Linked DNA regions of Homo sapiens: all the other regions are linked to region 4. A link is a loop called in an ENCODE intact Hi-C map of the cell type or tissue named here. Cell type or tissue: heart right ventricle. All regions are shown on one strand. Region 1 has its middle 73 kb from the start of LINC01163. Region 2 overlaps EBF3 (EBF transcription factor 3). Region 3 has its middle 260 kb from the start of LINC01163. Region 4 has its middle 5.1 kb from the start of EBF3. Region 5 holds the start of LOC124902559 (a long non-coding RNA gene). Region 6 has its middle 49 kb from the start of MGMT.

What was found. A loop is a pair of places that touch in the nucleus more often than their neighbours do. Peaks named below come from ENCODE experiments on the same cell type or tissue, not always from the same donor. Only the 100,000 strongest peaks of a DNase experiment are listed, where the experiment ranks them.
Region 1: it touches region 4 in a loop (4-fold over the local background); 21 of 110 quality-filtered maps call a loop at or near these places.
Region 2: it touches region 4 in a loop (2.5-fold over the local background); 4 of 110 quality-filtered maps call a loop at or near these places.
Region 3: it touches region 4 in a loop (7-fold over the local background); 4 of 110 quality-filtered maps call a loop at or near these places.
Region 5: a loop joins it to region 4, with 9 times the contacts of the local background. A loop is called at or near these places in 88 of 110 quality-filtered maps.
Region 6: it touches region 4 in a loop (3-fold over the local background); 2 of 110 quality-filtered maps call a loop at or near these places.

What each region holds. Positions count from the first base shown.
Region 1 is chr10:128,210,465-128,214,464 of GRCh38, forward strand. No RefSeq gene overlaps it. Among named protein-coding and RNA genes, the nearest start is that of LINC01163, 73 kb to the right of the region's middle. RefSeq lists silencers at 65-224, 1,554-1,703. In heart right ventricle, CTCF peaks have their summits at 66 and 1,626 (motif pointing right); DNase peaks (open chromatin) are centred at 7, 473 and 1,667; H3K4me3 peaks cover 1,205 bases; H3K27ac peaks cover 648 bases; H3K27me3 peaks cover 800 bases.
Region 2 is chr10:129,851,814-129,855,813 of GRCh38, forward strand. The region is part of intron 10 of EBF3 (EBF transcription factor 3); the gene reads right to left. Among named protein-coding and RNA genes, the nearest start is that of EBF3-AS1, 3.3 kb to the right of the region's middle. In heart right ventricle, a CTCF peak has its summit at 1,941; no DNase peak of the experiment used is centred here; H3K27ac peaks cover 443 bases.
Region 3 is chr10:128,539,831-128,543,830 of GRCh38, forward strand. No RefSeq gene overlaps it. Among named protein-coding and RNA genes, the nearest start is that of LINC01163, 260 kb to the left of the region's middle. RefSeq lists an enhancer at 1,431-2,106. In heart right ventricle, a CTCF peak has its summit at 1,634; DNase peaks (open chromatin) are centred at 142, 485 and 1,534; H3K4me3 peaks cover 1,703 bases; H3K27ac peaks cover 1,129 bases; H3K27me3 peaks cover 2,254 bases.
Region 4 is chr10:129,967,330-129,971,329 of GRCh38, forward strand. No RefSeq gene overlaps it. Among named protein-coding and RNA genes, the nearest start is that of EBF3, 5.1 kb to the left of the region's middle. RefSeq lists enhancers at 942-1,561, 3,424-4,000. In heart right ventricle, CTCF peaks have their summits at 1,752 and 1,953; a DNase peak (open chromatin) is centred at 1,761; H3K4me3 peaks cover 2,704 bases; H3K27me3 peaks cover 4,000 bases.
Region 5 is chr10:129,033,351-129,037,350 of GRCh38, forward strand. It overlaps LOC124902559 (a long non-coding RNA gene), which reads right to left and starts at 3,403. Exons shown (of 2, transcript XR_007062390.1): 1 at 3,296-3,403; 2 at 1,969-3,106. RefSeq lists an enhancer at 1-1,561. In heart right ventricle, no CTCF peak of the experiment used is centred here; DNase peaks (open chromatin) are centred at 2,171 and 3,401; H3K4me3 peaks cover 530 bases; H3K27me3 peaks cover 629 bases.
Region 6 is chr10:129,416,459-129,420,458 of GRCh38, forward strand. No RefSeq gene overlaps it. Among named protein-coding and RNA genes, the nearest start is that of MGMT, 49 kb to the right of the region's middle. RefSeq lists an enhancer at 2,921-3,765. In heart right ventricle, a CTCF peak has its summit at 1,664; a DNase peak (open chromatin) is centred at 1,613; H3K4me3 peaks cover 386 bases; H3K27ac peaks cover 1,111 bases; H3K27me3 peaks cover 712 bases.

The DNA.
Region 1 (4,000 bases), 1.8 Mb before region 4:
CGTCTCTGCTCCCACTAGAGCGGGCCAGGCCTCTGGGTTCCGTTTCTCAAGCACACAGGGAGGGTGGCCGCGGGCCAGGGGCGGCCGCGAGACTCCACGTCCACGTCCCGGGCAGTCCCTCCGGAGGTTGGGCCGCGCGGCCCGGGGAGCGGAGCGCTGCGCTTCTCTGCGAGCACCCCGGGGCCTTTAGGCGCCCCCGTTTCCTCGTCAGTGGGGGGCGCGGTGCCGCTTCTCCGCGGGCTAAACTGCTGAGGAAGGGGCGAGTTCCTGCGGCCCCTGCCTGTCCCGGCCACGCCCCACCTCCGCCCCGCCGCGTTGCGCGTTCCCGCGGGGCCCCGGGCACCCCTGGGGCCCCGGGGATCTCTGACGCCCCCTTCCCTCCAACCCCCGCTGCGATCCCACAGGTGGGGTGAACAGCGCCCCTGCTGTCCCACGGGGCGTCTTCGCGGGTGATGCCCACACTCTCAGCCTGAAGAGCAGGACCTGTCCGCGGGTGGGGCCCACCCCCAGGCTTCCGGTGCCCGCGCGGCCTCCAGGGCGCCTCCCCCGGGCGCATCCTCCGGGCCTGGCAGGGAGCGCAGCCTGGGAGTCAGGGGCGACTGGAGCCCACCTGCTCAGCGCCCACCGCGGCGGCCCTGCCCTTTCCCCCGGGAGCAGCAGGGACAGCCTTGGAGCAGCAGCTCCCGCAGGGGGAGGAATGGCGCAGTGGCCCGAGGCTCTGGAGCTGGCCCCCTGCTCGCCCGGGGCTACCTCGGGGAAGCGCAGAATTCGCACCTTTCTTCTCCAGCTCCACGCACCCCTCATGGAACCTTAGCGAGGCCCAGGGCAGGGGATGCTGCCAGGCCGCTGCCAGGCTCTGACGCGGTTGCGGATGCCTCGCCCGGTCTCTCCGGAGGTGGAGGAGTGGCACCCCTGGCTGTGCACTGCGGTGCACCGGTGTCTGCTCAGGGCATTCTCCACCTTGCCCTCCATCCCCTCAGGGTCAAGTGAGGAGGGAGACAAATATCCCACCTTCAGAAACAGCCCTGAGAAACGTTTATTTCCAGGGGACAGTGCGATTAGACCTCTCCCGGCGCGGTGTATTTCTGTGCTTAATATTATTATTTATACATCAATATTGACATCCAGCGTCCATTGATACGTGGCATGCGTAGGTGCTAAGAAGCGCCAGCTACATAGCATGCTTTATTTATGTGCGGTAAATATTTAAAGACTCCCATGTGTTTCGATTGGAAAGTGCGTATTACTGGACAATTTCGTTTCAAAGCTTTCTCTCTGATGTAAGGTTTATTAAGATGTATGAGGTGGCTGCGGTGGCCTGATTGAGAGCCCATGAAAGTCCTGAGAAATAAAATTCTGCTGCTGCGGCCCAGGGAGTCGGCCTTCCACAGTCCCGTTTAGGAGCCGGGGCTCTTCTCCGTTATTAAGACGTGGTAGTTTGCTCTGCATGAATTACCAGCTGTTTGGTATTGCCTGAGAGGGACGGGGTGGCTAGTTTGAAAAGTCAGTTTGCAGGTTTTCCACGATGGCAGAGGTGCCACCTGTGTCACCAGCCGGCGGGGCTGGGAGTTCATCTAGCCCGGGCTATGGACAAGGCCGTGTGCGTCCAGACGGGGCCGCCAGAGGGCGCGCGTCTGCGGCCGCGGGAGGCCCAGCGGGGCCTGAGAAGTGGGCGGAGCCAGCCCCGGCCGGAGGAGCTTCTTGCTTGCAGGTGTCAGCGGCAGCAATTTCAGGCAGGGTGGCCAGGCTGCTCCCCGAGGACAGCATCTTGGAGGAATTGCTTTCATTTCCTCCCAGCTAGTCCCTCTGCCCAGCACTTGCCGGCAGCTTCTTCCATGAGGGCGGAGTTCTGTCTGCAGCCCCAAGGGGCGTTCTTTGAGGCTGTAACTAGCATCCAGGGAGAGATGGCTCACATCAGTGGAGGGTGCGAGGTGGAATCAGGTCGCTCATGACAGAGGCTGCATTCAAGCCAGAGCCCCACTGCTTTGCTGTGGGTTGAATTGCATCTCCCCTCCCACCCCTCTAAAGATATGTCCGAGTCCTAAGCCAGCACCTCAGAACGGGACCTTGTTTTGAGCAGGTTGTTTGCAAATTTAATTAGTTACGATGAGGTCATACGGGAGTAGAGTGGGTCCCTGGGTCCTTAACCCAATGGCTGGTGCCCTGATAAAAAGACAGCCCTGCAAAGACACAGAGACACACAGGGAGAACGCTGTGTGACGGTGGAGGAAGAGACTGGAGTCGTGTGGCCACAAGACAGGGAGCTCCTGGTGCCACCAGGAGCTGGAAGAGGCAGGAAGCGTCCTCTCCTAGAGGCCTCAGAGGAAGCAAGGCCCTGCTGACGCCTTGGTTTTGGACTTCTATCTCCTAAGCTGTGAGACAATGAATTTCTGTTTTAAGCCACCCAGTTTGTGGGACTTAGTTATGGTGCCCCAGGAGACAGGCACAACAAACGGGGAAAGAAAACGCAGCCACTGCCTGAGAAGGAGGCTGTGTGTCGGCTGTGGAGACACCAGCGCAGCTTCCCAGGAATTGGTTAGATCTTGGCCTCCTTTCCGTGCAGTGGTGGAAATAAGAGGAATGGAAGGCTGCTGCCTTGGGAGTGACGGCTCTGGGATTGGCCCCACCGGGCGGTGGGTGGATGGGGCAGACTAGGAGCCCTTCCTGGGAGGGTCACAGAATGAGCTAGCCAGAGTGACCCTTCTCTCTATTCACGGTCTTCAGTGTTGTTTCCTCCAAGCAGGGACAGAGTTGTTCGGTTGGAGAGTGGGAAGACTTATTTCATTCTTTTAAAATTCAGCCTGGAATCTGGGAGCAAGGAAACTTACGCATTAATGCAGCATGTCAGGAGAGCTGCCAGAATGTGCAGCCCCACAGCTGATTTCCACAACTTATCTTGGCAAAAATACTTCCAACCTGTCCCAGGATTCTGTCATGGAATCCCTGCTATATGAAAGCACCTGAGGAGAAGGATGCAGGGCCCGGAACGCTTCCCATTGCCCAGAGGCTGGTGGTTCTACCTGTCCAGAGACTTGTCCCCACCCCACGTAACTCAACAGAGAGATGATCAGACTCGTGTCTTCCCTAGGGGTGGAGGCCGTTGGAACTGTGTTCATTCTGCTAGAAATGCGGGCGAGGCTGCGGTCACCCCTGCTAGGCAGAGCCTTGGCTCCATGCTCCATGAGGACCAAGGAAGAAGCTTCTCAGGCCCCTTCTTTCTCCACATTCCAGCAGATCTTCGCCCCCTGCAAACACCCCCCACCTCTTCTAGGAGCCTGCAGTGGGGACTGGCTGCCAATTTCTGATCGGATGCAGACTATTCACCACCAACCATCCCCCAGGCAGGGCAGGTTTGACATTCACTTGGAAGACAAAGCAAGGTAGTCAGGTGTGCTGCCCCTAGACCTCGAGGAGGGACGTGGACATTATCTCACTTTCCGCGGAGGGGGCAGCAGTGGAAGCCACTGTGGTGGAGGAGAGTGGCCACCTGCTGCCCAGGCCCCCACCTAAAATTGCAGTATAATTATGGACTTGCGGGTCTTTGTACAGTTCCCGGCTTCCGGTAAATATTAATGGGTTGCCTTTTATTCATTTAGCTAATGTTTTTGAAAGATGGCCTCAAACAAAAAGATCATATCTGTATGTTGTGCTTTAATTTATTTTCACCTTTTTTTCTCCTTTGGAGACCCCTAGTGTATCATCACTTTGTTTACCACAAATTAAACCGGGGCTGATTGTTTACCAGACTGTGGGCCTCTGTGCATTGCTCCACACTCTCCCTTTTTTTTTTAATAATCACAACCTGGGATTCATTTGCGAGAGGCCCTAATCTGCATGAGAATTATACAATTAACTTTTGATTAACCACCTAGTTCTTTTGGAAACCATGGTGTATAGGATACTCTGCATTTAAATAATTTTCCTTAAATTGGGAGCAGGCCTTTCATTAAGCTGGTGAATGCTGAGAAGATAGAGGCTGGTGGTTGACTAAACAACAACA
Region 2 (4,000 bases), 120 kb before region 4:
TTAACCGTGCCATAAGATATTAACATTCCTCATTTAGTGGAGGGCCTTTTATCTGTTTCAAATACATTATTCGTCCTTTTAGAGATAAACTGTATTAATATCCATTTGAGTAGGCTACCGCGGCCTAATGCATAGTAATTTTTGTTGGAGAGCTTTTATTTTAGAATAAGAAAATTACACAGCAATAAAACCTGAATGAATCAGAAGCTAGAATAGCCGGGAATCACATTCCATGCCAAATGAGGCAAGCAGTCGGGCAGCCTGTGAAAGGCCAGATATCCGGCTATCATATGCAGGCCAGTATCCAGAGCGGGTCATACAAATAGAGCCTGACACGACCACATAGACTCAATGCTTCCTGCACGCTGGAATAGCCTACAGCTCGGGAAGGATACATATTTAAATATATTTGAGTGTACTGGAGTTAATCTCGTTACTTTACATGCATTAAGTCATAACAGAAGAAGCATTCTAAATATTTAAGTCATGCCCGTGTACTGGGGGATTCATCACACCGCACTTGATACAATGTTAACGGTCTGTGATGTCAGTTCAACTTGGGATTGCTGCAGCTAATGTGGCAGCAGAAATGGCATCAGGCGCTGAGCTGCAGCTGGGGCCAGAGCAGCTCCAACCGGCCTGCTGCAATTAGAGACGTACCGGCGGGCAGGAGGCACTGGGATTTTCTTTCTTGTGACATACGTGGTTGTAGTTTTCATTTTGATGGCTTAACCTTCTTTGTCAGCCAGCCCCGCCCTGAGTTCATGTTGATCTCTAATACCCCAAAATGTATATGATTATTTTATTAGACCTGAATAGCAAGTCCGTTAACTTATAAACGTCATTCAATTAAATTAAGCAAGGGGACACGTTCAGTACTTCTGGGTTGATAACACAGAAAAAAAGAAAAATTCGGATTGGAAAACATACACGTTTGGGGCCAGTGAGCACTTTCTACAAAGAGTAGTGGAACCATCCATCTTAAATCCAGTTCCTGCACCAAACATTTTATCAAGCAGCTACTACATGCCTGGGGCTTGGTCGTGGGTCCCCACCAGCTGTGGGAAATCCACCCCCAAGGGCATCCTGTGAGCAGCAGCCGAGAGCAGAGGGAACTGCTGCAAGGGACTCTGGCAGTCCAGGGCGTTGAGGTCCCCCCAAGGCCTGGAGGCTCCCTGCCTGCAAACAGGACTGGACTGTGGCAGGAAGGAGGGGACAGGGTGAAAGAGCTTAATTGTGATGGCAACCTCCTGACCACCCCTGCCCGGGAGAGCTGGAGACCAGCCCAGCCAGCGAGCAGTGTGCGCCGCCTGTAAGTACTCCTAGAGTAATTGCTCTTCCAGCCACAGTTGTGTTTTTAAAATAGTGTCATTAAACACACAAGGGGGGAACTCGCAGGTAGGAAGTGAGACGCTTTTAGCATTGCCTCTCCATTGTTTAAGCCCAAGCCCAGCACGCAGAGAGAGATACAAGAAGTTTTAGGTTTAGCGCAAATTTTCTTCCTGCCTGAAAAACCTGACTCCAACAATAAAAACAGGAAGACATTCATTTGCTTCATTCCAGCTGCTGGCTGCAGCTATTAAATGAGTTCCAGTTTCATTTCAATAATGATCATCTTCCTGTAGCTTCCCAATCATGCATTTGTCATAACGCAGTAATTTTCTAGCTACAAACAGATCCTCGTAATGAGGCAGTTTTTCACATTAGCAACATAACTACATAATAAGAACATCTGCAGTTCCTTTTCCGAGGGACAAGAATGCGCCTCAATTAAGGCAATGGGGATTGTTAAATAAGATATAGTATATTTTACTAACAGGGAGACCCAGACCCTACCCCAACAGACTGCAAGCCGTCAGTGTGCCTGAATGAACACAGGTTGTAATGTGTAAAAATTAAATAAAGTAAAATTAAATTGCTCAATACAAAGACATTCCTCTAGAGGGTGTTAGTGATTTCAGTGACAAAGTGCTATTTGCTGACAAGTAGTTTACACATTAACCAGCTGAATCCAAGGGGGAAAAATGCCAATAGCAATTATATCACCTTGAGGTTATTAAATGTCCCACTGATAAGTAACTAGGTGAACTTGACCAGGTGATAAAGACTGCTGTGAGCAAATGATTGTGCGGTGAAGAATGTTTTTCTGTCCTGCTGTTTCTCCAGATAGCTTTTCTTTCAAAAATGACTGTATAAAAAGTTGCATTAAAAATGTGTGGCCACGGAAGACAAAATTGATATTTAGCTCCCCCCTGAATACCTTGCCCCCACCAGAGCGCCTTCATCATTCCACCTCAAAAACATTACACAAAGTCTGCAAATGCCTGCTTTTTCTCCCTTTTTTAGGCTTTAAAATGATGCTAAGTTCTTCACTTTATCATCAACTGTCTCCTCCAAGTGCATTTCATCTATAAGAAATTCAGATGCTCGGGAAATTAAAATTTCAAAGATCTGCTGCAAAAAAAATCAATGGGGCGAGATCAATGCTCATAGAAATTTCATGAACTTTGAACTGATCCGGGCATGATGATGAGAGGTAGCTGGAGTTTCAGGCGGCTGATGGCTCCTCACATGGATGAAAAGCGGCCAGGGCAGCTGAGAGGAGGGCTACGTTTTAGATGGGTTTTTGCTTTCATATTTTGTCCGACAAAAAAATTAATTTTTAGTCTATTTCAGTAACAAGCAAAAATAGAAAAAAAAAATCTGCCTTCCTGATACGACGTGTAATACCCCGCTTCTTAAGAGCACCTAATGCTTTGCACATTAACGCGGCCATGGAATGAAATCGGTTCCCTCTGCAGCCGATTGCAGGTGCAAATTAATATTGTAAAATGAAGATCAATGCATGGACAGGGCCAGATCAATAGTGGCTAAATTATTGCTGCATTTTCCTCCTCATTCAAGATGAGTTGTGTTTTCCTCTCAAAGTCAATACTTTGCAGCTTTTCTCATTAATTTCTCAATAAATTTGGCAATGAATTTCAATCACAGCACTCGGCAGGGTGAGCCAGGCATTGTGGTGTGCACGGGAAGCACAAAGGCCTTGCAGCCTCCGCGTCGTTCACCAGGGGCGCTGCCCGCGGGGGCCGGCCTGGCTCCCCAGCCTGGCAGGAAGACGTCAGGTCACCCTCCTCCTACACCCAGAGGCAAACCTTGTGTTTGCCCTCACAGAAATGACAGTGGCTTTTCTAGCATCCTGGCCGCTCCCGTCCGTGGAGCTCCCCAGTGCCAGCGGGGGATGGCTCAGACCTGCCTAGGGTCACCCTGGGTTTCACACCAGTGACTCCAGCATCCCCCCAACCCGCTCACTGCAGGGTATTTCTGTCGAAAAGTCTTCTAAGGTTGAGAAAAACACTTGACTTCTAATTGGAATTAGAGCCGCCTCCTTCGTATCGGGAATATTGTTCTGGAATTCACACAGACAGCCCAACCGGGCCTCGTGCACAGGGACCAGCTTCCATTCACCACTGCCTGGCAGTGGATGGCGGCATTGTGATGTGACACCAGGCACAGAAAAGGGGACAGCTCATCTTCCTTGTACCAAAATAATACCCTTGCTGACAACTATTGGATTGCATTCAAACAATTCTGTTTACATACCTCAAAGAATACATTGGATGATGGCTTTTATAGTCGTGTGGAAACTACATCTACCCAGTCCAGCCCTGCAGCTCGGAAAACTAAGGCACGTGGCCTCCTCACTTCTCCGTGGCTTTCGCCTCTGGGGACGGGACTGGGGGAGACAGGCACTTCCCAAGGCGGAGGTTCTGAGGTCGGGAAGTGGGCCCCAGGTATCCTATAACCCTCAAGCTCCCCAAGAAGGCTGTTCTAACGTTTTAACCTAAGGGGAGAAATGCCTGGAAACAAAAGGAAGAGACACCACCCAGTAAAAGCCACCCTCAACATGATAAAAAGATGTGTGCGATTGAATGCTATATCCTTTTCTTTAAAAAAGGAACATCAAGTGTCCCTCTGCTGCCACGCCTCCCAGAGACTTTTT
Region 3 (4,000 bases), 1.4 Mb before region 4:
AAAGTATCTGAAATGAGCAAGGCAGCTGGCTTTTAAATAGCTAAAACATAACATCAATACTTATTTTGAATAATGGAAAAAAGAGGTAAAAGATGTTGACCCCTGCCTGACAGGAACACGCTCAAAAGCAGAACTGGTCCCCAGGGACCGCCCCAGCTCCACAGTAGCGCCAAGCCCTGCTCTTTCTCCGCCTCTCTGCCTTTCTCAGTACCCCCCACCTCCATTCTCCCCCCTTTTATCTGTCTCAAAAAAAAAAAAAGTAAATATTTTTTTTGAGCATTAAGCCACTATGGACAAGCGGCTAGAAAAAGAATTTTCACAAATTCAGGAAACACTTGAGAGGTAAAACCAACATCCTGAGACAGAAGACAGGCCAGCTTTTGACACCAGGTTGGAGCTGCGAGGCCTAAAACGTCCAGCCAGGAAGTGCTTGCCCCTGGTCAGGGCTCCAGAGGCCCCGGCCAAGGCAGGAGAGCGCAGAACTTTCCACGCGCCACCGCAACCAACAGGCCTCTTCATGGGAAATTGGCTGAAAATGTGCTGACCGGCATAAAACTTTTATTAGAATCCGAGAGCAGGAGGCTGAACTTCCAGGGAATGACGGGTCTGGGCGGGCTGGGGAGGGCGCAGCCAGGACCCAGACCGGGGCGCTCGGTCCCCCAGCCGGCCCCCATCCGTGGAGCCTGCGCCCTGCCGTAACTTTGGGGGTCGGCTCCCTGGGCCCCCAGCTCACGATGCCCGCTAGGAGCCGGCGCCGGGGCGCCCCAAGGCTGCCTCCCCCCGCAGCGCTGCGCAGTGCGCCCTGGTGGGATGGGGACGCTGCACCCCTGAACCCCCCCAAATCCGGCAGGCCTAGGGCTGGAGGCGCGGAAACCCTCACTCCTGCCGAGCTCCCGAGCGGGACAGACTTTCTGAAAGGGGAAAGGGACATAAATCAGGAAATTAAAAAAAAATAGTTTCTGCACATTTTCAAAACCCACGTTGCGCTCTCTAAGGTCCTTTTCATTTTAACCAAATCAGGGGGAACTTGTCCTCACAGCGGCGAGGCAGATGGAACAATAAATCACAGGCGCCGTTGACTGCCTGCAGTGCGCTCTCCACAGCTGTCACTTTTTTGTCTCTTTGGTTTTAGCTGACATGGTTTGAGGTCCACTGTGAACCAATCTGGACTTTTTTTTACAGTCATATCCATCAAAACGACCAGTGGCCATCAGCCCGCTGCGGCCATCGATCGGGTGGCCCCTGCCCCCGTGCAGGCCGGCGTGACCCGGCTCCTAGGTGAGGCTGGAGAGAAGGACCTCGTTTTAGCGGATTTTTTCCTTTTTTTTTTTTTCTTTTGCCTCCAGCTACAGCTGTGATTTTCTGAGCAGTCTTGGCTAACGTTATTAAAGTTGCATCAGGATAGATACAGAGCAAAGCAGATAACAGGCTCCGCGCGCGGGAGCTGGAAAGACCGGCAGCCTCTGGTTCCTGTTGTTGTTTTTTAAGTGCGCGGAGGCGCAGGCGAAACTCGGAGTTTCCAACTCGTTGCTTATTTTGCAAAGTAAACAAGCAAATGTTATGTGCATAACCTTCGCTGTCTCGCTAAAGGTCAGCGCGCCCCTGCTCATTTCCCGGGCTGCCTTTTGGGGGCACTCTGATGCCGGGGATTTCCTCGGGTGTTGGGGAAACAAGACGTGCTCGCCTAACAAAGACTCAATCTACAAAGGCTGCAAAACAAAAACATTGATTACATCTGAATTGGAGTGCGGAAGTTTGCTTCGGGGGTATAAAATATCAGCCCCTTAAGCGCTAAATAGCGAGAGGGCTGGGCTGGGGCCAGAGTGCCCAGGCGCATTCCATAGACATTTCCTGGAGAGGAAGATTCCCTGTGGCCGGCTCCTACAGTAGTCACCCAAGACAGGATGGCAGCGAAAATTCAGGAGATAAGAGGCTAGGTTAAAATAAAGTTTCCCTGGAATTGCGTTTTCTTCCATAGTGGCATGTCACGTTAACATCTTTGAAAGTACTTAGGCAGAGATAATTTCATGTATGTACACAAGTTTGAACACAAGAAAGAACCAGGCAAGACACAGAAACACACACACACACACACACACACACACACACTTATATGTGGGAATAGGGAGCTCATAGATACACAATTAAACAAAAATTGGCTGCTTAAAAATCCCCAGTTAGGTCAGGTTAAATTTATTATATTCTTTTATAGCTGAACTGTATGGTTTTGACTTGAGGTGACAGTTGAAATGCACCAGAAACCTTTGGAATTTCAGTACTATATATTACTATGAGGAAGAAAATAAAGTTCTACCATTAGAAGGGCTTGCCTTAAATGTTCAAGGAAAAAAGATGTTAATTTTTCCCTGCAATCTTTTTCTTAAGTATGGAGTGAGTTACATGGGTAGAACAGCCAGCTAAGTGTAATATCAACATAGCTGGGAAGCATCTGTCCTTGCTCTGCGTTAGAAATTGTCAGATTGCTGTAATGCAATAGGGGAAGATCGCTCATAGTTTTAAGTGAAAACACCTACTTTGGATAATGTGCATTGTTGTCCTTCTGAAGAATATCTTCTGGGCAAGATTCAGAGCCAGGTGTATTTTTTGCTATAAGCATTATTGACCATTGATAATGTCCACCAGGACAGAACATGAATCTTTTTATGCAAGGCTGCCAAAGGCTGTCCAAAGTTCAATTCCAAGTGAGATGGAAAGGGGAGGATTTTTTTCCCCCAGAAAAATTTCTCCATTTTTTGAGAGGTGTGTATTCATACAGTTCCTTTTGAGTTTTCCTATTCAAATCACCTCTGACTTTAAAAAATAGATTAAATGTGGAATCCACTCTGGAAATGGTATCTGTGTGCAGTGGCAAATGCCCTGTGCTATGTCAGGTGTCTGCAGTGGATTTTGTAATCCTCGGCACCTTCCTGGCAATCACAGTAAAAAGCGCTCCTTAAATTGTGTAGGCCATCAGCAAATGCCCGGAATTACCTCTGACTGGGCCCGGAGCTGAGCAGTGCTCTCTGCTGTCTTATCACTGTTGTAATGACATTGAAATATGCAGTGTCGCCGCAGCCACTCTGCAGGTCAGAGGTACAATTCTCTGTACCATTTCTGGAGCGTGGTCTTGTAAGGAGGCAGCCAGCATCTGGCCTGACTGGCTGTGTGGTTGCAGGTGAAGTAGTTTTATTTGGGCACCAAAGGAGAAAAGGCAACACAAAACAAAAAGAACAACCAACAAACAAAAACTTAACTCAAGTCCTGATAAACAGGCCGTATTTCTGTGTGCTCCCTAATTTCTGTTTGATGGAAATATGCCAGAAGTGTCTAGTTATCAGAATCCAGAGTCAGGGTCTTAAAGGGCTGGTGTCCAGAGTTACAACTGTATGCATATAAATGCGAGAAATTAATTTCCGATTCCTAGGAAAGCAGTGATAACAGGTTCTGTATTTTTTCATTCTTTGGCACAAAGAATTCAAGAAAAGGAGACAATGTCTCAAATTCTGCCCTAACCACAGAGCCACGGTCTTCCAGCTGCGTTCCCAGCACACAGGGGCATACTTGAAGGCAGTTAAGGAATCTGCTCTTTGGTTTGCATGACATAGTTTTCAAAGCATCCAAACTGTTAAAAAGGAAGCAGAACACCTTTCTGAGCCAGCGTCGTTTGTCGTTCGGTTCTGGCCTCTATCCGTCCGTCTGCACGCTAGGAGCTCGGTGACCGGCATTGTCAGCTCAAGATGAGATTGTATTTTTCACCGTGACTGAAAACACTCCCTGATGGTTGGGCAATTGTTTTATTTCTATTTTTCACTTGACTCCAACCCCTAGTGCAAAAGTACCAGAGCAACCAGAGGGTCACTGGAGCTCGATTTTTCTTGCATTTGTCATCCTGAGGATAGGATTCCTACCTGCTCCTTTAACCAAACGCTTGAGAGCCACAGCAGGGCTGGACAGGATCTCCTCGCAGGGGATTCTACTGATCAGCACCACGTTTAGGTAT
Region 4 (4,000 bases):
GATTTACGGGGAGAGGCTTCAATGAGCCCCCTCACATTTGCATTTAAATAGCGGCATCAAGCGCTTCGCGTGCCACACACCAGTGGGCTCCCAGATGTCAAGCCGGAGTCAGTCAGATGGCCAGTGCCCAGCTGTCCTCCCCATGTCGTGCCGGAGCAGGCAGTGACCTTAAAGAGACAGCGCCCGCCGCCCCTGGCGCCCGGCTCTGGGAGCGGCGTGCCGGGCGCAGGGCAGAAGGCCCTGGCGGCGCTTGGGCCACTGATCCGTGGCACCATCAAAAAACCTGGCTGAAGTCTAGCGGGGGCTCTAACCTCCCAGGAGCCGCACCTAGGCTCACCCTGGCCTCCTTGCCCAGCCACTCAGTGCCCGAGCCACCGCGCGTGCCAGCGTCCTCCGCCGGTACCCACTACCCACCCGTGAAGGGGGCTGTTCGGCGCGCGTAGAGAGGAAACTTTCCCCTTACCCCTCCTCAGTCTCAGATCCTCCACTGGTGCCTGGTGCAAGGCCCAGAGACGGGGACCTGGGCTGGTACCGGACTCCAAGCCACCCCCACCCAGAAACTTCGGCCAAGTTGGAATCCCAGGGCGCGAGGCCTGCCGCGGTGTCTGCACGGGCCCAGGGCCCAGCGCCCAGGGCACCGGGCGAATGCCCCCTTCTTGATCGAGGCTTAGCCCAGGGCACCCGCCTACCTCCCTAACATCCTTCCAAAGAGTAATAAACTGCATTTCCGGCGTTGAGAAGCCTGGGCCGAGAGTTCCTGGAGGCCAAGTCCCCTGGAGTATCAGGGGGTGCGCGGGCTCGACCCGACGCCGCACCATCGGAGGGCCCATGGCCACAGGCCCAAGCTGCCTGGCCATGTCACTTGGAGCCTTCGGGAAAGGGTGAAAGCCAATGCACGAAAAGCCGCCAGTTCGTGTGCCCGCCGCCAGTGCTGAGCTGCAGGCGCGGCCCGCCCCAACGTCCTCCGCGCCCGGGGGTCACGCTCAGACCGTGCCGGCCTCCGGGCCTCTAGCCCTGCTCAAGCCTGGGGTCAGAATCGGGCGCCAAGCACAGGCAGGGGCCGGGGAAAGAACAGGAAAAGAGAGAGCCAAACTGACCCTGGGCCCCAGTGGGAAGGAGGTCAGAGGGGCCAGGAGAGACGCACCTAGAAAATCCCGGGAACTGCGGGATAGGGTGGAAACAGCACGCACTGGCAAAGCCTGCCCACCACGGGTGGTGACGCGGCCTCTGAGAGCGCTCCAAGTTCGTCTTGCGCCACGGGGTCACGCTCGTCCGTGGGCCGGGGAAAACCGAGAAGTAAGGGCCATCCCAACCTCAGTCGCGCACAAAGGGAGCCCGGCCAGGTTTGGGTGGGTTACTCAGGACCAGAGAGGGCGCCTTCGCCCTCTCGGCGCGGAGATGCTAGCCGCGGGGGCCTCAGGCGGCATCTGGCGGCAGAGCCCAAGACAGGCCGCGCACCCCGCCTGCCCTCTGAGGCAAGTTACTGGGCAACTCCCCCTGGCACATGGGGCAAACCAACGGGCGCCTCCTCCCTGCGCTGGAGGAAGGATGCCCTGTTGGGTTCACGGGTAAAAAGCAAAAACTGAAGGGTCCCAGACCCCTGTTCTCTGCATTGCCTCCTCCCTCTAATATTTATTCTGTACGGCTAAGATTGCTGAAGCCCGACCCCCAGTACCAGGGAAGGCTCAGCTTCCAAGTGAGAACGTGCAGGCGCCTCCTGCCAAGGCGGCCAAGTTTGACAAACAGCGCCTCCTGGGGTGGGGAGAGTGGAGTGCCGCTGCGCAGCCGGGAGCCGGGAGCAGAACAGCCTGGGCTCCCACCCACCCCGGGGCAGGTGTCCGCCCCGGGTCCTGCCGGCCCCAGCAGCTGGGCCCCGGCTCCTGCGCGACCGGAGCACCTAGTCCTAGCTGACGCCGTGACCCCAGGGGCGCGCGGAAACCGCCACACGCCGCCTAGTCCTAATTGCCGCCCACCTGCGTGAGCAAGGGTCGGACCAAGCCCGGCACTGGGCAGAAGGCCTAGGTACCAAGCGCCATGCGAACGTCCTTGCTGGAGAGAAACCTGCGCTCTAAGTGCCCGGCCCCGCAGCGGGGCGACGGACCTGACCTGGAACTCGCTCAACCTTCTCCCTGGAAAACCATGGGCGCTCCAAGCGGGGCGAAAACGCCGGGGTGTGCCTCGGCTCCTGCAGCGTGCTAAATTATAAGGGAAACAGTTAATTATTGTTTCCTTTTCCTAACTTTTCTCGGATTCCTTCGGTCACTTTGGCCGACCCCACGAGTCAGCTCTGGGGGCTCTTCTACTTGAGCGAAACCCCCAAATCAAACACTGGCGAACTTGGGCTTCTCCCAACGCACCCGGCAACCCGAAAGGTTGCCTGTCTGTAAAGATACTCCGGAGGAGCAGCCGAGCTGGAAAAGACAGCTGGTGCGTGGCGACGTCCCTCGGACCCTAAAAGGCCCATCGGTTTAGCAACGAGCTGGGATTTCTCGAGCTGCGTTCGGCGGCGCCCGGAAAATCAGTCCTGCTGGATGCGCCCGAGCGGGCGCGGGAGACGCCGATTCCGCGCCGGCCCGCCCCCGCCAGTTTACAAAGCAAACTTTCCCCAGAGAAGTTCCGAGATCGAACCACGCGCAAAGTGCGCCAATCAACACCTAAACAGACCCAAACTGTACAAACACGGATCGATCAGATAATTTCAAATATTATAATTGGCTTTAATTAAACACACTGCGTTCTAATTAACTCTGAAATTTTAGCATGCTTTGGGACACTGGTGTCTGATTTGATATTGTCAGTCCAGATGTCCTAATAAAATTCAATCCTCCACTCAAGACTTCAATATTCACCAAGAACAAAATGCAAATTAAATGTAAAACCTAAAGTATTGCCAAAGGTATAATCAAGAAAGGTGTCTCAAAACTTCTCACTTTTTATTACGCAGTAGTTTAAAAATGCAGATTACATCCTAACAAGACCTCTCCAGCATACCATAAATCTTAACTCTTTCATGGACGGGTGTGGAGTGCGATGCCACTGGCTTGAAGGGAAAGGAGGGGGCGGCCAGACCTCATAACAAAATTAAATACCCTCTTCTGGAAGCTAACCGCGCACAAAAGTTTGCCAATAAAATTCTAGTTTGAAACCGCGGTTTGCCAACACGAGTAAAGGAAGTTGGGGTGGTGGAGAGCTACAGTGGGCACGGACGGAAAGGGTGGCCACGGTCACCGATGTACTAATGTCCTCCTCCTCGGCTACCCGATCTCACTCCTTCACAGCACCTTAACAGAGTGTATACACCCGTTCTGGTGCGCAAAAGTGGGGCGATGGGTGCCGGCGGCCGGGCCGGGGAGTCCGTCCGGGTAATTAACTCAGCTCCGGCGACTGCGACGATGAGGCCGGGAGGGAAGGAAGAGCATACCGCTCTTGGACAGAAATGTGTCAAGCTCTCCTCCCTTCCAGCCTGCATAAACCCTTTCGCGCACATTCGCGCGACTTCTAAGGGATCCAAGCCAGCGGACTGGGTCCAGCAGCGCGCGGCGGCGGGACGCACCCCTCCTCTCCCCCCAGGAAGGCGGGTGCACGCCGGGGCTGGAAGGGGGAGGGTGCACCTCTGGCTACAAATTCGGCCGCGAAGAGATTCTTTACCAACTCTAAGGGTTTGCTGAATGTACAGACCAGAATGAGTCCCGTTAAAAGGAAGCTATTCCCACATTAAACATGTGTGTTTTCCATACTAATGGAGTCACTTAAAGCTGTTGCTAATTTAACTTTTTAAAAAGGCCACACTGTGGAAATTTGCATTTTCTTTAGGACATTGAAATGAAGAGAAAACTGCTGGGCGGCAAGGCGGCCCAGGGCATAGCTAGGGGCCATGTAGAAATAAAAACAGATAAAGAAAAGAAGAAAGAAAGAAACCGGCTTCTCTTCTAGACTATTAATAAGCAATTTGTCCCGCTGAAATTTACATTGCAAAGCGGAGGGCGCCGGCAGCCGTGGC
Region 5 (4,000 bases), 930 kb before region 4:
TTCTTACCATGTGGTCATTACTTTATTTTTACATTTTCAGCCCATTTTCTTTCCAGCCCATCGCAGGAATTGGGCAGTCAGCAAGAGCCAGAGAGTGCTGGCATGTATCATTACATTCTCAAGATGGCATATTTACTGCGCTTGCCAGCAGGGTCGCGCTTCTGTCCTAGTAAATGTAGTGGAGTATGAAAAAGGCAATTACATCTCACTGGGTGACCTTTTAACAGCCATGACTACCTCCTATCTATACATAATTATTATAGGTGATGATTTCCAAGTATTACAATCTCCTAGAGCCGCCTTTAATTCACATCACATTTAGGCACGTTTGTCACCAGTGCTAGAAATTTTAACCCCCGAAAACTGAAAAAACAGAAGAGAAAAGTGATAGCAATGGATGTCAAGCTCTCAAGTCATCCTAATAAAAACACAGCAAATAAGATGTCGCCCTGTTTGTATTCATTATCAGTTCTTACATGCTCCGACTCTTGCATTAAACATTAGACAGCCTCTGATGCCTGCTTAACAGTTTAATTCCCTCCTCAGTATTCAGGCTGTCATAATAAAATCAGTGAAGCAGGCAAAGTCAAATAAGAGCAAGAGGAGGCATAGAGCATGTAGCACAAGCCATTGTCATCGCTTACTATTCACCCCGCACCACTTACAGGAGCTGAATTCAGCATATGCTGTGGGTGACACACAAACCAATCTCTCCCTCCACCGCTGTGGCCAGCCTATCTTGCCGGTGCAGGGCGAGGGTGGCGCGCGTGCAGAGGGCCGATAGCAGTCCCTTCAAAAGGAACCGGCTTCTGAGCCACTGGAGCTGGCACAATAGAAGCCACTTCTGTCAACAAAGACTGCAGACTAAAGAGCTAGATATCCCCACTATGGAAAGATTAACAGCGCTAAATCCGTTTAGGCCCTTTTTTTTACTTATTTACAGGCTGCTGATCTTGAAGGCTGAATCAGAACAAGAGATTAGCTCTATTAAGTGCTGCCCATTTTTCTGAATTATGTTTTTGAAGACTTGGACAATATGAATAAGGACTCATATTAACCACTGTACGAAAGGCGCACACTCCATTGCAATGACAAAGCCTTCGGAAAACTACTTGTCACTTGCAGTGATCCATTGCAAATACAGTTTAATATATAATTTATATCTACCAGCTGGTGAGAGCAGAAAGGGAGCGATTCCACTCTATTTCTCTTTTAAAAGAGAGAGAGAAAGAAAGAGAGAGAGAGAGAGAGAGAAAGGCTGGCAATGTAGGATGTCACTAACGATAGTAAAATAGCTCAGCAAACAGTTCAATAAATGGTTCAATACTTGTGATACTATCCAAACAAAGACTCGAAGCCATTAATTTTAAAAAGTTCTGTGAATCTTCTTTGAACAGTAAATATTTAATCACGGCAATATGTAAGCTGCCCTCTCATATTTTATCTCCTAACCAGAACCGTGTAGTGAACCTGGCCTTTAATAACTTTGACCAGAGCGATATTTTGCCATTTTTCTCCTGCCATCAAATTATGAAGTGTGTCCAATCCAGCATGTTGCTATTTGCTACCTAATGCGCTCCTATTGATGCCTAAATATAGCGCTGGACAAATGAGCTCCGTAGGTGTGAACACTAAATAATGCCCAAACCCCACTTAAAAATACATATATACATGTGTGTATTAAATATATCAAATGATACATTTAAAATTCTAACTATATTTAATAACTACACTACATGTTTTTTAAGTACTATATAATTATATTATATAGTATTAAAGAAATTAAAGCTTCCGGGCATAGACTTTCAGAGCCAAGCAGTAAGAACGTGGAAATTTGCGCCTCAAAGCTTTCTAGCCAGCGTCTTTTTTTTTCCAGGCACACTCACTAGTTAGGAATGTCATCTTCGGCCAAGTTTAATAATTGATGAGGAGCCTCGCAGGTCTCAAAAGCTTATACAACCAAACAACTAATATTTATTTATTTTATTATATATTTTCTTTTAATTCAGGAAATACCCACAGCGATTACAATTCTAATTTGCAGGGAATCCTGTTGGCAGAAAAATCAAACAATTAACAATCCACCTTCTAAACAGACTACTGGTAACGGACGACTTCAGAGGCAGCCAGTCAGACACGAGCGATTGCGCTCCCCCCGCGCCTGGGCTGCCTTGGAGTTCAGATGAAAACAAGTTCAGGAAGTTGATTTGATGGGCAGCACCGACCAAACCACGACTTATGAGGCTTGCAGATGCATGTCAGAATTAGGCTGCTATGAAATACGGCGTGATCTGTTCCACCTTCTGTAAGTTTCTCAGAAGTGAGGACTCTACTCTCAGAAACAGCGTCCTCCCTGCCACAGCCATCAATGTGCATGTGGTCGACACACGCATTCACACACACTCACGGCTCATTAAAATGCGTTGTGAACTTGGCGTAATCCCCAGGATGTTTCTTCATTAGCTATTTTGGATGGCCTCTACCGCACACACATTTCAAGAGCCACGTTCCTTTAATTCTCAAATCAATACACTCTTAGCAATTGCAAGTGGCCAGAAAGGTCACCCTCGAACCCCTTCGGTCCTAGAAGAGTGGCAGAGGAGGGATAGGAAAGGACCCGTGCAAGATCACACAGCGAGAAGATGAAAGCAGTTCATCCTCAGACCTCTCTCTGCTCCATCAAAAGATAAAGAGACATTTGCTAAATGTCATTAGTAGTTCCTATATGTAAGTGGAAGAGCAAAGACAAATAAGACACAGTTATTATTTTTCAAGAGCTCATAGTCTAAGAGTGAGACTCAACCTTAAAAATAGGCTACAACCCAAGACATCAAATTTCAAGTGGGCCAGAAAAGGCACAGGGGTGGAGCGGGCAGAGCTAACTCCAGCCAAGGGGCTGGAGTACTGAGTACTGAGTACAAGGTCACTCTCCGTGGATACGTTGTAGATTGAGTGGAAGACACATGCAGACCTGGCTATTGTCAAGGAGAACCTGCCTTCCACATAGGTAGAGGAATGGACCACCAACCTCGGATGGAAATTCTGGTAGCCTTTTCCCATAAATACAGCATCCTTCTCTCTCTCTTGGCCTCTTCCTATGAACCACCTGATGAAAAAGGCAGTGATGTCAAGCAACTTCTGAGCTCACAAGAGAGATGCAAGGCCGGTGGCATCTGTGTAACAAATAAGCCTGTGTCCCAAGTCCCTCCCAGATCATCATCTTTCACAGTAGCTTCCAAAAAGAAACATGTTGCTATCCCATTGGAAAGGGCAAATGAGGTCCCAAGCCACTTACCCAAGGAGAATAAAAGGTGGAGTGGGCAAACCACCCAACCCAAGCACAGAGCTCTTTCCACTAATCCCCATGGGCACACCCTTGAGAAACTCTAGCCAGACTTGCTGTACTCGCCAAGTCACGCCCCAGCCCCTACAGTGTGCAGGGCTCTGCGGAAGGAAACACGTAAGAGTCCTGCACTCATAAGCTTGTGGTTTGCTTGGGAGACGTGTGAGCCTAAAGTTAACTATCTCTATTATATTTATTTTACATGTAGATAATATTTATATGCATGGAATATTTTCTTACATTATGTATGTGTGTATATACACAAGTGTGTGTGTGTGTGTGTGTGTATATATATATATATATATAGAAAGAGAGAGGTAGGGATGGAATAGGCATGGATGTGGAACGTGTGTATGGCAGTAGTGGTGGGAAGTAGGAGCAGGTCAGGACGCTCAGGGCACACGGATCTGACCACACATGGATCACCCAGCAGTGACACAGATACTCAGGTGATCAAACCGGTCTGGCAGAGTAGTGATGAGGTAAATGAAACCAGGAAAAGAAACCACAGAGCAAGAAGAAGGGGCAGCATCACACCTCACCTTTTCTGGGATGCAACCCCACTTCTGCTCAGGGTCCTCTCTCAGACCCACCTGCCCCAGCACTTCCAGCCCTCAGCAACATTTCTGTTTCCCTGAACTCTTGTAACACTTGGCG
Region 6 (4,000 bases), 550 kb before region 4:
TTGAAAAACACAGCAGAGAAACGGTGAGATACAGTCAGGGGGAAAATGCCCTTGGAAGAAAAAAGCATGTCCAATCCTCTACATTTCTAATTCTGAAATTTTGGAGAAGCCTCCCCAAAAACTGCAACCTCTTTCTCTGCCTTAAACAACCCTTTGTCGATCTGATGTGGGAAGACCTGCTGCCAGGGGAATGAATGCCATCATTCCGAAAACCGTGTATTCAGAGGGAGGTGGAAGGTCGCACAGCCACTAGCATTCATTAGGAGCTGAAGATGCCTCTCAACTCCTCTTCCCTTAAACAAAAAACGCATATTCAAAAGATGAAATGATGCTTTTTATAAATTCTTGTACATTGATTTCTAAATTTCTCTTATTATGCGTGTTAAGGTTTTTCTTTTAGGTAAGAATTTTCTCTACATCAAAAGCAAATAGTTTTTTTTTTTTAAAAAAAAAACGTATGATTTCTTTCAAAACATAAGCCTTCTTCCTATGCAAGTTTACCAAATTCCTTATCCCATACACAACACAAATGTCAAATCTAGTTCATTTAAAATGAAAACTCTCAGAGTGGAACTCATTGCCCAGTTTATCTGTTCCCCTTCTCTTCTCATGTCCCCAAATAGTACTAAAATGCTTGCGAGAGAGGCACTGGTGGCTTTTAGAACCTTCCCTTTATTTTCTGCTTAAATGTGTTTGTTAAATGTCACAGCGCCGAGAAGGTTCAGTGCTGGAGTTCAAGAACACTCCGAAATGTCTTATTAATTCTTCATAACGCATCGACAGGCAATGCTTAAAAACAAAGCCCCAAGAAGAAAGCTGTGGTGAGTCACGGGCTGCACGTGGCTTGTCCCCGCTTCGGCATCTGGAAGCCCACTTCTAAACAGGAAAGGCATTTTTAACCCTGGTTTGTTTGTTTTACAGTGTCCAACTATCTGAGTCACATTCCTGGCACTTGGCACTTTGTTTTAATTGAACACATACTATTAAACCCAAACTAAGGTTCTGAGTCTCTCAATTACCTGCAATTTTTGTCTTTCAAAGGAAAAAAAAAAGCCAAGGAGTCGCCGCTGCCCATATTTATTGGGAACCATCTGTTACACCTCTAATTAAAACCCACTTGTAATGAGCTTGTTAGTGCACAAAATGTGTCAGGTATCGGATATTATTCATGAAGCAGTTGTTTTGGTGGCTGAATGATGCCTTAAAATCCTATTAGTTTAACAAAGTAATGTATTAGTATTTTGACCCGATATACAAGAGACTTCAGAATGACCTGGCACTCAGCTTGTTTAATATTTTTTTCTCAAATATGTTGCTATTTCTACCTAATATATAGTCAGATGGCCTCTTATAATTGCAGTATCAAATCTTTGCCTCAATTTTCAACTGCAGGTGATTCCAAATGATTAAAGATGCACAACGGGGAATAAACAAAAATGCTTACATGCAATTATTTTTAATTAGTATTTGGCTATAAAGTGTATGGCTTCATAAAAAAGTCTGTTATTCACATAAACATCTGTTACCATACACACAAGGAAACACACTGTAAGTCTGTCATCACATCACCAAAACAGAAACACGGAGGGAGGCTGGCCAGGAAAGCCAGCACTTTGAGCTCTTCAACAAAAGATCTGAGTCTAACTAACTGCCAAAACAGACGCCAAGCCACACCTTTCAATTACCATCGCTCACAATCAAAGGAAGAGCGGTTACCCACGGAATTACACTCGAAAATGTTAAAATAGATGGAATTATTCTTTGAAAACAATAGAATCTCTGAGCACGAGACAATTTCGAATTCTTTTACTAATTTTGCACCCGTGCGCATAATCAGACAGTTTCCTGTTTGCACGCTGTCTGCTGGCTGCTAATTTTCCAGGTTCTCCGCACTCTTATTTTTGTTCGTTAATACATCCAAACTTTGTGAAATGCAGCGGCTTAAATCCCAAGTGCCGAATATTAGCCTTGTTTCACGAGAGCCTCCAGCAAGGGGAAAAAATATATATATATTTTAAGTGAGCGTGCCCCCACCACGCACAGGGAGAGAGATACAGGGAAATAAATTAATACTGCAGTAATTGATAGGTGGAGATAAGGCTGCTCTGTGGAATACTGAGAGGAAAATGAAGGGGAGGTGTGAGAATACTTTGCCCATGAATTACTGAATCAGTGGGAATTAGCCGGCTCCAGTCGGTGGAAGCTCTTGGAAGCGTAGGGCTCCAGGATTACCCCCAGAAACCCAAGTTAACACACTCTGTTCGCAGCCCAAAATCTGCAGCTTTTATTAAACGCACAATTCACGTGCCAAAAGAACTTATCTTCATTTGCATGAAAATGCTAACAATAATTTAATTGAATCACACAAATCAGCATCTATACTATTGCCACACTGGGTTGTCTGTGCTCAAATTAGGCAGAAATCATGACCCCTGGCTGTGGCCCCGGGGGATCAATAAGCAGTTGTTACCCTAACACCCCTCCCCGCCCCGCACCAGGCTCTGGCTTGCCCCTTACAAGGCGATGTTCATCCGCCTCACCAAGGCACGGCCCCCCTGAGGGAGGCTGTGTTGGAGATTCTCACCAGTCTGTCCTGACCATGTCAGGGAGGACACAGCCCAGGGCAGCGGGCAAGTGGACCAAAGGACCTCCGCATCGTGGCCTCAGTCTTTCTAACTGTTCAAACTCAGCTCTGACTCCCAAGATGGTCTTGGAGGGCCCAAGACGGAAGGCCAGTCCCCAGGAACACGGCACCCCTCCACACTGCCCACACACTGCCAGCCTGCATCAAGCACCCTCATCTCCCAGAAACAGGCCCATCTGGGAGGCTGGTGTTAACCTGCAGCCAAGACGCCTTTAAACCCGGCCGCCTGGCAGGCAAAAGCCCAGGTTCACTCAAGGGCAAGCAGCACAATCATTAGCAGCCCCGTGTAATTTAAAAACATAACCAGGAACAACTGAAAGGAAGAAATATACTGTGGGACTAAATCTATTGATCAAGAGCCCCCCAAAGACAGGCCGTAAATAAAATGGCACAATGACCAGAAAAGGCCGGTTTTACATTAAGAAGCAGCAAATTCATTGCCGGGGTGAGCCTGGGAGCCAGGCCCGTGCGCCGGCTGCGTCCTCCCAGGCAGGAAGGTGAAAGATGACCCATTCCTCACGCGGAAGGCGCGCTGGGCTACAGCCAGGCTGCCCTTTGCTAAGCGCGCATCCCTCACGCGAGGAATCCTCATTTTTCAATCATGCCCGCGTTTCAGCCGTCTTCCCCTTGACGTCACTCCTTCGGCATCGTCTCTCCGTCGAAGAGATACTTTTAACCATTCAGTGCCCTGACCCTGGACTCCCTGCTGGGCTTGTGCCCAGAGCCCAAGGAAGGCCGCCTCCCCCTTCGCAGGATGCTCTAGCGCACTCGCAAAGCCCAGGGCCACCTCCCCACCATCTCCTGATGGAGACAAGGTGGCCTGGCAGGTGACGGACAGCACATCACTTGCCACCCCAGGGTCAGCTGTGCTACCTGGGACCTCTGTCCCTTGCTTATTTTGGCAACAGAATCACAAAATCTTTGTTGGTTGAGGGGCGAAACTGGATGGAATTTTGAAAATCAAAGTTGCTATTCATATGTAGAATGTGTGGAAAATGAAACAACAAATATGAATGCCCAAGATTAATCTGAGAAAAATCCTAGGATAGCATGGGGCCAACCGGCAGAGTATCCATTACTGGTCTAGAAATTTCCCGGTAATATTCCTGGGCAGGTGGGTACTAGAGTGAGGAGAGGGAGGATCTCACCTTGGATACAAAATTTTAGGGAATGCCAAGAAGCTCAATCATCAATACATAATATTTTTAAAAATCAAAATGAATTCAACTTAGTGTGCTGTGTCAAATCCTACTGGAACTTCAGGCAAGAGGAAGCATCAGTGATGCCACCCCTTTATTTAGAAAACAGAATTGCTATTTCATGCATAGTGGATTTTTTGCATTAGTTTTTATTTTT